2 separate regions of the Homo sapiens genome follow, and region 2 is linked to region 1. Evidence: read pairs that join two places in POLR2A ChIA-PET (ENCODE). Cell type or tissue: GM12878. All regions are shown on one strand. Each heading gives the region's core, and the rest is flanking DNA. Links, peaks and the distances in the headings are about the cores only.

Region 1 (7,685 bases), core at 2,277-6,276:
TCAGAAAACTGAGGCTCAGGAAATGTAACTTTAAGCGGAGGAAGCTGGATTCAAATCCAGATTTTTCTGGGCTCTCCAATGAGAGTTAACCTCTGCACCATACAGGAAACAGATAATAAACAATTACTGAGGGCTTGTTAGGTGTCAAAGGACAGTGCCAGACACTTTCTGGACTTTATTTTACTGAAACCCTACACCGACCATGCCAGTTAGGTATATTAACCCAGTTTTACAGATGAGGAAACTGAGTCTCCAAGAGAATAAGGGAAGCCTCTCATTGCCATGCTGGTTGACGTCTTGGGAGTTGGACAGATTACAGTAATCAGCTAATGGCTGAGCAGTGCTCTGAAGATGAAAAGCCCTTATTGAAAGTGCTAAGCATGATGATTAAGTTGGAAGGTGGAATTAGCTGCACAGTGGGAGCAGGCTGCAGCCAACAGGAGAGGATTAGCGACTACTTGCCTGATTCTGTGGAAGGCAGGTTAGGAGCGAAAAAAACTGAGAAAGGTTTTCAGCTCCATGGTGGTGCTCACATCCAAGAGGATGAGACAGTCTGTGGACCTGCAAGGCAGTGATCACACCCCAGTGTTGAAGGGATCAGACAGCATCCATGGAAAGCAAAGTGGGCTCCCAGCTCCCTTTGCCTTTTCTCCATCCATCCATCCTTCCATCCATTCATCCACCCATCCATCCATCCATCCAACAATTACTCACCAAGGACCTAGTAGGCCTCACGCAAGCTCTCATGAGGCTCCCAACCCAGTGGAGGGAGATACACATTTAACAATAATCACATACCAAAGAATTATTGTTCATTTTTTAGATTTAATAACAGGAGCTTTGCTCTTTTGATTTTATTTTTTAAGACTTAACTTTTTTAGAGTAGTTTTAAGTTCACAGGAAAATTGAGAAGATGGTACAGAGACTGCCCCCACGTTGTGCACAGCCTGCCACAGTATCAACATCCCCCAGCAGAGCAGAGCATTTGATACAGTAGTGAGCCTGCACTGACACACCATCATCACCCCAAGTCCATAGCTCACATTAGGGTTCACTCTTGGTGTTGTACATTCTGTGGGTTTGGATAAATGTATAATGACATGTATTTGTGGTTATGTTTTATACAAGAGCCCTTATTTTTAGCAATACCTACCAAAACATTTACAAATGTGTTGCCTCAAATTAATACTAGGAGGCAGGAGTGAGTAGGGGTAGAGATAAAACAAGATTGACCTCGAGTTGATCATTGTTGAAGCTGGGTGATAGGTATATGGAGTCTGTGATACTGTTCTGTTTTGGGTTTTTCTGGTAAATGTTGGAAACTTTTCATAATAAAGTTTTGTTTAAAAAAACAAATATTGATAAATAATTAGCACTTATAATAAGTGCCACAAAGGAAGAATGAATGGCGTGATGAGAGATTATTGTAGAGGGACCCACTTTAGACTTGGGGGTGGGAGTAGGGGGTCGGTTTGGGACAGGGTGAAGCATTGGGGCATCCTTAAGCCTCGTGATTGCCAAAGTAACCCTTTCTGTCTCCTTCCTCCCAGAAGGGCAGGCTGGCAGTGTCCTGGGGAGAGACCCCTACCTTTTGAGCATCACTAGCAACCTACTGGGAGACCAGGATCCTGGAGAAGTCAAGATCAGCCCCAAAGTCCCTCATCAATTGTGATGGAGGGAACAGAGGGAAGTCCCAATTGCAACCTGCACCCATCGCTGTGCATGCCCATGTTGTGTGTGTACATTATTTACCTACTATGAGCACGGCCTCATTAGAACAACCTCAGGGGAGGGGAGCAGGACTCCCCACTTTACAGATGAGAAAAATAAGGCTCTGAGAGGTAAAAAAGGACTCGCTCAAAGTCAGCAGCAGAGCCAAATACCAAGGTTTATCATCTTGTTAGTGTCTCCCCAACCGCCCCCCGACCTGTTAACACAGCCATCATTCCTACATCGCAGGGAGAAAAATTGTTAACAAGACGGCTGGAACCTCAAGCCACAGGAGCTGTGGGCCCAGAGAAGGCAGGGCCATTCCTCTTAAGTGTAAAAGCCGTGGGGTGAGGGCATGCGGGAAGGGAGTGAGAGCTATAGTTTGCTGGAAATCTGAAGAACCAAATGACCTTGGGCCTCCAAACATGAGACAAAACAGAGTTCAGGGGTAAGCGCTCCTCCCCATCCCTTCTAGTGTCCCTCGGATGCAGATCTGGCTCAATTTCCAGGTATCTGTGAAAGGAAGGGTTCCAGCTCCAGGTTAAGGGGCACATGCTTGGTCACATGCTGTGGGCTGGAGGGTATAGGGATGGACCTTGAGGGAGTATGGGGTAAAGGACCTTAGGCACTGGGAGCCAGGGAGCTCTCAGGCCAGTGTGCCCCACTATTTCAGGCCAGCAGTGTCCACAAAGTGCACTCGGGATTTTTCCAAAGTGTCCAGCCTATAGCACTCCTCACAACAAAACTGGATCCCTGTATCAAAAGACAAAATGATAAGAAATTTAGCTTAAAGATCTCAAATGGCTTTATTGCAATTATAGAATCTGGCAACACTTCATTCCATAAAATAGAATAAGTGTTCTGATAAGCTGAGCAGAGGGAGTTGGTTTTATAGACAGAGAGGGCTGAAGGAAACAGAAGAGAAGAACAAAGAGCCTATTAGTTGCTTCAGAGCCACTTCCCTCACGAGGTGGGGACAGGGAGACAGAATGATAGAAAAACAACTGATTCATTAGCATCAGGTTACTCAACGCTACTTCTTTCATATAAGGAATAAAGCAGAGGGGATTCACTCTTGTGACCATTGAGATTTGAACTGGCCTGTTTGGGACATTGGCTGTTACCTCTTTTCAGGTAACTACTTAGTTTGGGTTTAGTGCCATGGAACTTTAGCATGGGTGACTCCCTTTGGATTTTTAGCCTGGTCTGCTGGGGCCTAATTCAGAAACTTAGTCCAAAACAATGGCCTCCTACAATTTTCATTTAACGCTTGCCTGCTCTGAGAAGAGGAGGAATGACAAGAGAGCAAAACATGGGCTGGCCCTCTGCCCTCACTGGTAAGGAGCTCACCTTTTGGACTCAGACCTGGATTCAAATTCTTGGGCAAGCCACTTAAATCCTCCAAACCCTAGTTTCCCCGTTGGGGGGCAACATCTCCCTCTCAACTGAGGCATTGTGAGGGTGAAGCAGACAATGAGAGCAAAGCATTTGGCAGAGCATTTGGTCCTCCCTGAAGCCAGCCATCGTCCTCCTCCTCACTGGGCAATGACACCTCCCCTAGTTGTTCTCATCTAAGGTGGTGTTTCTCTAGAAGCTGATCCCAGACAAGGATTAAAGTGCAAGTCGTTTATTAGAAGTGAATTCAGGAAGCTCCAGCTGAAGAATGAGGAAGTGAGACAAGAAAGGGAAGGAGACCAAAAAAAGATGTGTTATCAAGCAGGTTACCATTGTAGACAACGGGAGCTCAAGCCCATAAGGGAGCTCTGGGGAACAGCCTAGCAGAACAGTCGTTCTCAAACTTCAGCACAGACTCACTAGGAGGGCTTGTTAAAACACCAATGACTGGGCCCCAGCCCCTACAATTTTAGATTCAGTAGGTACAGGGTAGTAGTAGGCTAAGAATTTGCATTTCTAACTAGTTCTCAAGTGGTACAGTTTGCTGCTGGTTTGGGACTACACCCTAAGAACCACAAAGTGTCTCAGCATGATCTCACTTGAGGGATGAGGAAGCTAGGGAATTTATCCACCAACTCCCTGTTCATCAGTATTTGGGAGCTGCTTCTGAGGGCATTCACCCTCTGGCACTCAAGTTGACTCAGGCTAAAATCGCTCCTATGGCCAGAAAAGCCCTATTAAGCCTGTTGCTAGGGTCTCAGGTCCTTTGGCTGGGAGACAGGGTGGGAGGAGAACCGCAGAGAAGCTTGCAAGGTAGTTTGACATCTGACTGAAGGATTTCAAGGGAAGCTAAGGGTCAAAGACGGCTTCGTTGAGTCCCTAGCTATGCATTCATATGGTCGTATATTTTTGTAAAATTAGCAAAAATATTTTGTTATGATTTCTTTTTACATTCTAAGTTCATTTTTGTACCTAACTTTATATTTGTAATTTTTTATTCTTTTTTCCAAAAGAGGACCCCCCCCCCCAACATTGTCTAAGCTTCAGACCCCATAAAACCTGGATTGGCCCTGCATGGCCTAGTAGGAACACAGATTTAGGTTTGCTGAACTGAAATGAGTGTCCACGGTTTGACTCATTAAGAACTCAAGCCACCTGAGTTCATGCCCACCCAAGTTCAAATTCCAGCTCTGACACTCCCTAGTTTGAGGTAGTTTGGCCAAGATGCTTAATCTGTCTAAACTCCTATTTTCTCATTTACAACTTGGGACAGCAAAATCAGATGATCAAATTAAGTAATCCTTGCAAAGAGCCAGGCCGACAGTAAGTGCTCAACAAATATGAGTATCTTTTTTATCATTATTTGTTCCCCTGGTTTATTTCTGTTTCTTATCATTTGCCTTGACGATCTTCCTCCAAGACCAGGTAGGAATGAGTGATCTGGGGACAAAACAAAAAGCCGCTTCCAAAATTGGCAGGTCGCCTCTCTCTAGGGCTTTCTTGCCAGTTCTTCCAGCCCTACTGGCTCCGCTCCCTCTACTGGGCGTCCACCTCGTTGCCGGGTAACTACCGACGGCCCCCGCGCGGGCATTGGCTGTGCGGCCCGGCTCCCGGCCTGCCCCGCGGCTCCCGGAAGCCCTCGCGGCCATCTATTTCGTGGCCGGTGGCTGTTTGCCTGCCAGAGGCCAGCGGGGGCGGTCCAGTCCCTGGCTCTAGGAGCTGTTTCTGGCCGAGCTGAGCGCGGCGGGCTCGGCATAGCCATGAGTTGCTGAACTGGGTGGTTTTGCGGACCTGACGATTCGCCATACCCCGCTTGGTGTGTCACTGCCGTGGGCGTCTCCAGGTAGCCTCAGCCCAGGGGATACCTGGAGCGGCAGCTTAGAGCATCTTCCGGGAGCATCCGCCGGCGGCCTGGGCACCTCCCCATCAGCCCCTGCCGTGCCACCCCAGCCTGGGCCTTGAGGCCCGGAGATCTGAGCACTTCGGGACCTATCCCTCAGCCTAACCATCTTGGTTCAGCTCTGTGACACTGGGCCAAGTGACCTTGAGAAAAGACAGGGCCGGGCGCGGTGGCTCACGCCTGTAATCCCAGCACTTTGGGAGGGTGAGGTCTTGAGGTCAGGAGTTCGAGACCAGCCTGGGCAACATGGTGAAACCTCGCCTCTACTAAAAATATAAAAATTAGCCGGGCGTGGTGGCAGGTGCCTGTAATCCCAGCTACTCGGGAGGCTGAGGCAGAGGCAGAGGCAGGAGAATCTCCTGAATCCAGGAGGTGGAGTTTGCAATAAGCTGAGATCACACCACTGCATTCCAGTCTGGGCAACGAAGGGAGACTCCATCTCAAAACAAAACAAAACAAAAAAACACAGAAACAAAAACCCACTTCTAATTGCTGCTACTCAGCATATACATTCAGGGAAACTTGAATCTATGCTCCTGGGTGGCCATCCTCAAGCTTTGGGCTTGAATAAACTCTATAGCTAGTCATATTTTCTATATCTTATTATTTAAGGTTGACAAACTTCAGAAGCTTCTTTGCCCTTCTGGTACTGATAATACCAACAGTGAATAATAAGTGACATTGTTATTGGTTGCTTACTTCCTACCCCTGATAAATGGTCTAATGTTGAAATCTAAGAGGTATAATAGTTATTACATGCATTTAGTAGAATGGGTATAATGAATGAGGAAATAGGCTCAGGGAAGAATTTGATTTGCTCTGACACAGCTCTACAGGGCCAGATTTCCAACCCAGGCTAGTCAAGTCCAGAGCCTGCAATTTTCACTTCAAGTCTTCCTGTGAGGATTGACAAGAGGATGTTCAGTCTTAGCCAGGTGCCTGGCAGCTACTGAGGGCCCAGTGGAGGTTAGTGGGCAAATCATCATAGTAGTTTCAATAAGCAATAGTTCTATCAGTATCAAAGAGTGGCTGTGGTCAGAGCTTTGTAAGAGACACATTGCCGTGTTTACTTAGGACAGGAACAATCTGGAGTTTGTTTCCACCACTCCCTGGAGTTTCAAGTCCTTAAAAATGTTCAAGCTGGTTTGGCTTTGTGTCTTCTATTTCCTGTTTACACTTTGCCCCACCTCTATTTTTGCCCCTTCTTCCCCCTCTTCTAGTTATACCTAACACCACTGCTGACGCTCTTCGCTTCTGAAAAATGGCCAGCTTTCTGCCCTCAATTTAAAGGGATCAATCAGTGGCCCCAGAAGTTCTTATTTTTCTTGGCTAAAATGAAAATGGTGAAAACACCAACCACAAAAGGCAGACTCTTGTTAATGGGGGTCCTAAATGTGAAAGGGAGAACTTACCTGGCCCATGAGTATCTGTTTGGCTTTCAGGGGAGACAGCCGTCTGTGTTCTTCCTAAATGTCAGCTTATACCACTCTGGGGTTTGGGGATTCCTGCCTGATTCTCCATTTCCTTGCCTATGAAATGAATAATATTAGTCACGTCCGAGTACCACCTGCATTTTTTTTAAAGTGCTTCTTAAATTGATTTTTTTAGTTGATTTACTTATATTTACTTTTAAAATCTGTATGTCATTACTTTAATGGAAAACCACTATCACCTGGCGTAAATAGAAAGTAAGAAACCACATAAAGAGATGAAAATTAAAATATTGTTTTCAATTCTAGTGGGCAAAACCTTGATCTCTTTGTTAAAAAGGGAAACTGTTGAGTTTTAGTGAGGTGTTGAAGAATGCAAGCACTAAACTGCAAGTTTCTCCTGTGGGTAATCAGGATTGAACGTACTGAAAAGGGGAGAACTTGGACGTGCTGCAGTTCTGTGTTTAATACTCTGCTTGGTAGCACCTAAAGTCACACAGCACAGTACCAGCACTTCACTCTTTCCACATGTGGAGAAACGGTGGCCGCAGTAGTCCTTGGAGCCTTCAGTGCTCATGTCTAATAACAAGCATTTGCTCTGATTCTCTTAGGGTCGGTGGGGCAGGTGGGATGGGGTGCAAATGGATCTAAGAGCAGGATAATAACAAGAGCTAATATCTGATAGGGTTTTTGCAGTTCACAAAGCTCTCTCACAAGCCTGCTACTTCTGTACTCCCACCTGCGCTATTCCTCCTCTGCATTATCGCCATCTCAGGCATAGGTGAGATGAGCTGTTCAGCAGGATTTGATATGTACCAAAAGCTGTTCTACTACTGCTGCATCCTCCCAGGACCCCAAGAAGCAAGCGGGGAGCAGCTATTCTCATCTTACTTTCTGGAGCAGGAGAGGCTTGACTCACAGAGGCAAGCGACCCCATTTCTGGACCAGTCTCTGCACTGTCAAACAGTGTCTGAATAGGAAGGGGATGTTGGAAGAGGGTTTTACATGGAGCAAAACGTGGATAATGACACGCTAGCGGCAAGCCAAGGAGGTTAGGGGATCCAGGTTCTACACCAGAAGGGGCCCAACTCAAAGTGGTGAAGTCGCTGGCTGCTGCCTTTCACCAGCTGCCTTTCTCCCGCTGCCAGCTGAGGACCTGCACCCTTCCAGGATGGAGATGGGGACAGGGGCAGGCAACATTACTCTTCTTGTAGTTCTCTGCCCAAAAATCTAGGCTTCTCAGGCCTGCT
Region 2 (4,000 bases), core at 1-4,000, 170 kb before region 1:
GGCGCCCAGTCCCTGACTCTGTATCTTTAAATTCCCATCAAGTTCTCATGTACAGCCAAGGTGGGGAAGCACTGCCCTAGCCCAGGAACCCTGTCTTACAGATGAAAAAGCTGAAGCTGGGAGTGGGGGGACTGGATGGTGGTCACACAGACGGTTTCTGCAGTGAGTTCTGCCTGCAGGTGCCCATGTTAGTGCTGACTCCCTGACGTCCCCTACCTTGTCCAAACATGGATGCAAGGTGGCTTCCCAAACACACAGCATTCTTAACCTCGAGGGAAGCAGCATGGGGTGGAAGAAAGAGCCCTGGATGGGGGACAGAAGACCCTGGACCAGGGTCCCCTGTGTGATTCTGGACAAGAATCAAAGCTTTTTGGCTTTCCGGTCCTTGTCCATCCAATGAGGGGGCAGAACCACATCACTCCGCACTCCCTTCCTGCTCAGTTGTGAGTCCTTCCTCAAATCCAAGGCACTCTAGTTCCAAGCCAGCCTCTTTGCTCTGGGACCATCCTTGGAATATAGAAAGGCAGCACGTTCTGAAGCAAAAATCAATGAAAGCATTTCTCCCTCCCTTTCCTGTTTTTTTTCTGAGCCTCACTCTCCAGTGAGATATATGACACTCTCATGCAGATGAAGCACAGGTTAAAACGCCCCACGGCTGGCTATGGGCACCTGCCATGTGCCAGGACTGCAGGGCACAGTCCCTGCATGTGGGCGACCAGTGAAGGAAGGACTTTCTGAGAGTCAAGGGCACTATAAGCCAGGACGCCAGAGGCCTGGCCCCCTGTTGCCCTGTCCCTCCAGCTCTCATGTGGATCACTAGCTGGAAAGGATGGGAGGACACAGAGACATCAATGTGACAACCCAGACACCTGTCTTGTTCCCCTCTTCCACCTCTGTGTGAAAAGTACTGAAGCTCTCTGAGCCTCAGTTTTCTCATCTGTAAAATGGGGGCAATAACACCTTCCTCCTGCATCTGTGGGCCTAGCAGTAATGATTCTGAGACACACAGCCTGAGGCCTGGCCCACAGTCATAGCGGTAGTAGCCATCACTGCAGGAAACTTCATTATTGCCAGTGGCAGCCTCAGGTTCTTATACTTGGGCGGGGACAGCCCAAGGAGGTCCACTCACCTGAGGAGCATTCCCTGAGAGGGGAGGGTGCCCGGCTATGTTGTCTTCAGGAGCTGTCCCAGGATGGGGTCCTGAGAGCTCTAAAGGCTGGATGATGGTGCCTCTGTCCCTGCTGGGGGAGGTGGGCCCTGCCGCAGGGGTTGTGGGAGGAACAGGGCAGAGGGTCCAATTCCTTGGTCTATTGTGTCTCGGAGACCAAGGCCCACTGGGCTCCACTGCTGGCTTCAGGGACAGCTAGAGGTCCTGAGGGTCCTTGGGGTCAGTCTGATAGTCTTCTCATGTCACACAAAGACCATGAGAAGACCACCAGGCTGACACTAAGAAAAGAGGGAAACCAGAATCCTGGGTGCTCCCTGCTGGAAGGCTTTCCTAGGATGGCCATGGTCTCATCTGTTAAGATCAGGCTTGACCAAGAAACAAACTAGCCTTCTCTTCCCTACCAGAACCTCAAGAAGGTATCTTCTGGGTAACTGAAGTGGATAACCAACCGATCAGGAAGTTCCAAGGGCCTTCCAAGCCCCTTCTGGAATGAAGAATGCGGAGACTCGATTTCCACCTAGAAACAGAGTCCCACCCCTCCCTCCTTCTCCTCCTGGCCCCGGGGGTGCCCAGTGAAGGGCCCAACAGCTCCTAGGGCACCCTGACCTTCCCCCAGGAAGTGGGAGAGACCAGCGGTAGGAATTGCAAATGACGTTCATTAAGCAGGATGCTAATACCATGAATTACAAATGAAACCCAGATGAAGAGGACCCTGGCAGCCTTACCTCTGTTAGATATTAATTGGGCGACACTTTGTTTTAATGGTACGTTAATTAATGCGGAATTTCGACGGAAGTCCTCGTGACACTCACATTAATACAAACGAATTCATTACTGTCGGTGTTATTACAAGAAATGACAAATAAATCTGTAACAGTGGGACCCTTCAAATAATAATCACGAATCATTAGGTTTGCCGCTCGTTTGTACTGTAGCTTGCAAATATGTGTATATGTTTTCTGCTGCGAGGAAGCCTTGCCTTTTGGCTAGGGGAGGCAGCCGGTGGGGGCTGGCTCTGGTGGTGGAGGGGAAGCATCTTCCAGACTTTTCTACATCTGCTTTTCCTTCCCTCCTCCACCCACCCCAGGACACTCCTCTTTCTCTTCCCAGAGCTTCCCCCAGGCTTAGCAAGCCCCGTGTCAGCAGCATAATTGATGCTGCCCCCACACCTGCAAATCCAGCATGCCTGGTGTACACTCAGTGGCCTTGAGGATGGGACGGTGGGGGAAAGAGTAACAGCACTGGGGCCCTGGGGTGGACTTGGGCCTGAAGCAGCTGTTCATTCTCAACACGTTTCCCACAGGCAGCCTTGTCTTTTTTCTTTCTCTTTTCCTTTTCTTTCTTTCTTTCTTTTTCTTTTTTCTTTTTTTTTTTTTTTTTTGAGACAGGGTCTCACTCTGTTGCCCAGGGTAAAGTGCAGTGGCACGATCACAGCTTACTGCAGCCTGAAATTCCTGGGCTTAAGTAATCCTCCCATGTGTCAGTCTCCCAAGTAGCTGGGACTGCAGGTGCACACTACTACATCTAGCTCACTTATGTTTATTTTAATTTTACAGAGATGGGCTCTTGATATGTTGCCCAGGCTGGTCTCAAACTCTTGGCCTCAAGCGATCCCCGACTCCTCAGCCTGCCAAGTCACTGGAATAGTCAGTCTGGTCTTAATGTGTCACCCCAAACCTCAGAACATCTGTGGGAGAATTCATATGTCCCATGACCAAGGCTGTACTAGAAGTTTTACGTACTTTCTCCTCTTCAGCCCTCACAACAGTCCCTGAGGCTTTATCCCCATTGTAAAGGAGGAGAAACAAGTGTAGAGAGCTCAAGGCCTTATTCCTAGCTCCTGAGAGGAGGGCCAGTCTTGGGACTCAGCTCTGCCTTAATCTAAAGCTCCCAATACCCTGTTTCCAAAGAGAAGTTTCCATCTGCGGGAAGCCCGTTAATATCCTGGCGGAGGCAGGGATAGCTAGATAAACCCAGCAGGCTGGTCCCAACTCTCCACCCTGCTCTGTGCTTCAAGGTCTGTGGGACCTTGTAGTCCCACAAGGTCAAGAAAGGAACCTCCCCGACCCCGCCCCACAAGCTGGGTCTGCAGCTGCCTTCCTGATCATCTCTCACACCCTCTAGTGCCTTGAAGTTGCAGTCAAGACCGTTTTCGCTTCTCTGGGGCAGTAAGTGAGGCCCCAAGAAACTACCTTGGAGAAAAGTGTAAAACCCGCCTGAGTGACCCAGGTGGATTTTGATCTGAAAATGGCCCGCAGGCTGCCTCTCCTCTGTTCTGCACTCAGGGCAGGCAGTGCCAGTCAAGCACAGTGCTCTTCCCAGACTGAGCCTCGGGATTCTCTACCCAACATGCTGATAAGCAGCTTCCATCGAAGGCCTGGAGTTGGCACATGATTTGAATTGCTGCTTGTTACCCCTGTTTAGAGCATCTTTCCCTGGAGGACTTTAAAATAGAGCCCAGTCTCCTCTGACAGGGATGCCCCAGAGCAGTTCAGCTCAGTGGTCAAGAGATCCAGTAGATGACCCCTCTCTGGAGTCCCTCCAACCCCACAGGCTGGGACTCTATGCATCCGTGCCCCCTCCCCTCCTATATGGGCTAATCGGTCAGTCTTATCATTCACTTACAACAGCTTTCTGACCTTTGGCAAACAGGTGAAACAATATGGAAGCCAAATCCAGTTCTTTCCAGCCCTGAATGTCCACTAATGGGACAAACTCTGTGGGCCCTGCCCAGTGACCTGCCCTCTGCTCTGGCCCAAGGAGCCCCAGCTCTTGGAGGTGAATGCCTTTTAGCTGTTGGCTGCTGTTTCAGGGGTCAGATCCTGGCTGATC

The links. Peaks named below come from ENCODE experiments on the same cell type or tissue, not always from the same donor. Only the 100,000 strongest peaks of a DNase experiment are listed, where the experiment ranks them.
Region 2: POLR2A ChIA-PET joins it to region 1 with 7 read pairs; 4 of 35 experiments call an interaction of 5 or more read pairs at or near these places.

What each region holds. Positions count from the first base shown.
Region 1 is chr10:71,374,544-71,382,228 of GRCh38, reverse strand. It overlaps a transcript of SLC29A3 not described here. Among named protein-coding and RNA genes, the nearest start is that of CDH23, 19 kb to the left of the region's middle. RefSeq lists a silencer at 4,637-4,706 and enhancers at 4,837-4,986, 5,042-5,602. In GM12878, for the core only: a CTCF peak has its summit at 4,678 (motif pointing left); a DNase peak (open chromatin) is centred at 4,732; H3K4me3 peaks cover 1,143 bases; H3K27ac peaks cover 1,061 bases.
Region 2 is chr10:71,549,109-71,553,108 of GRCh38, reverse strand. All of the region lies in intron 6 of CDH23 (cadherin related 23), which reads right to left. It overlaps LOC105378355 (a long non-coding RNA gene), which reads left to right. Exons shown (of 2, transcript XR_946054.3): 2 at 1,573-2,072. Among named protein-coding and RNA genes, the nearest start is that of CDH23-AS1, 39 kb to the right of the region's middle. In GM12878, for the core only: no CTCF peak of the experiment used is centred there; no DNase peak of the experiment used is centred there.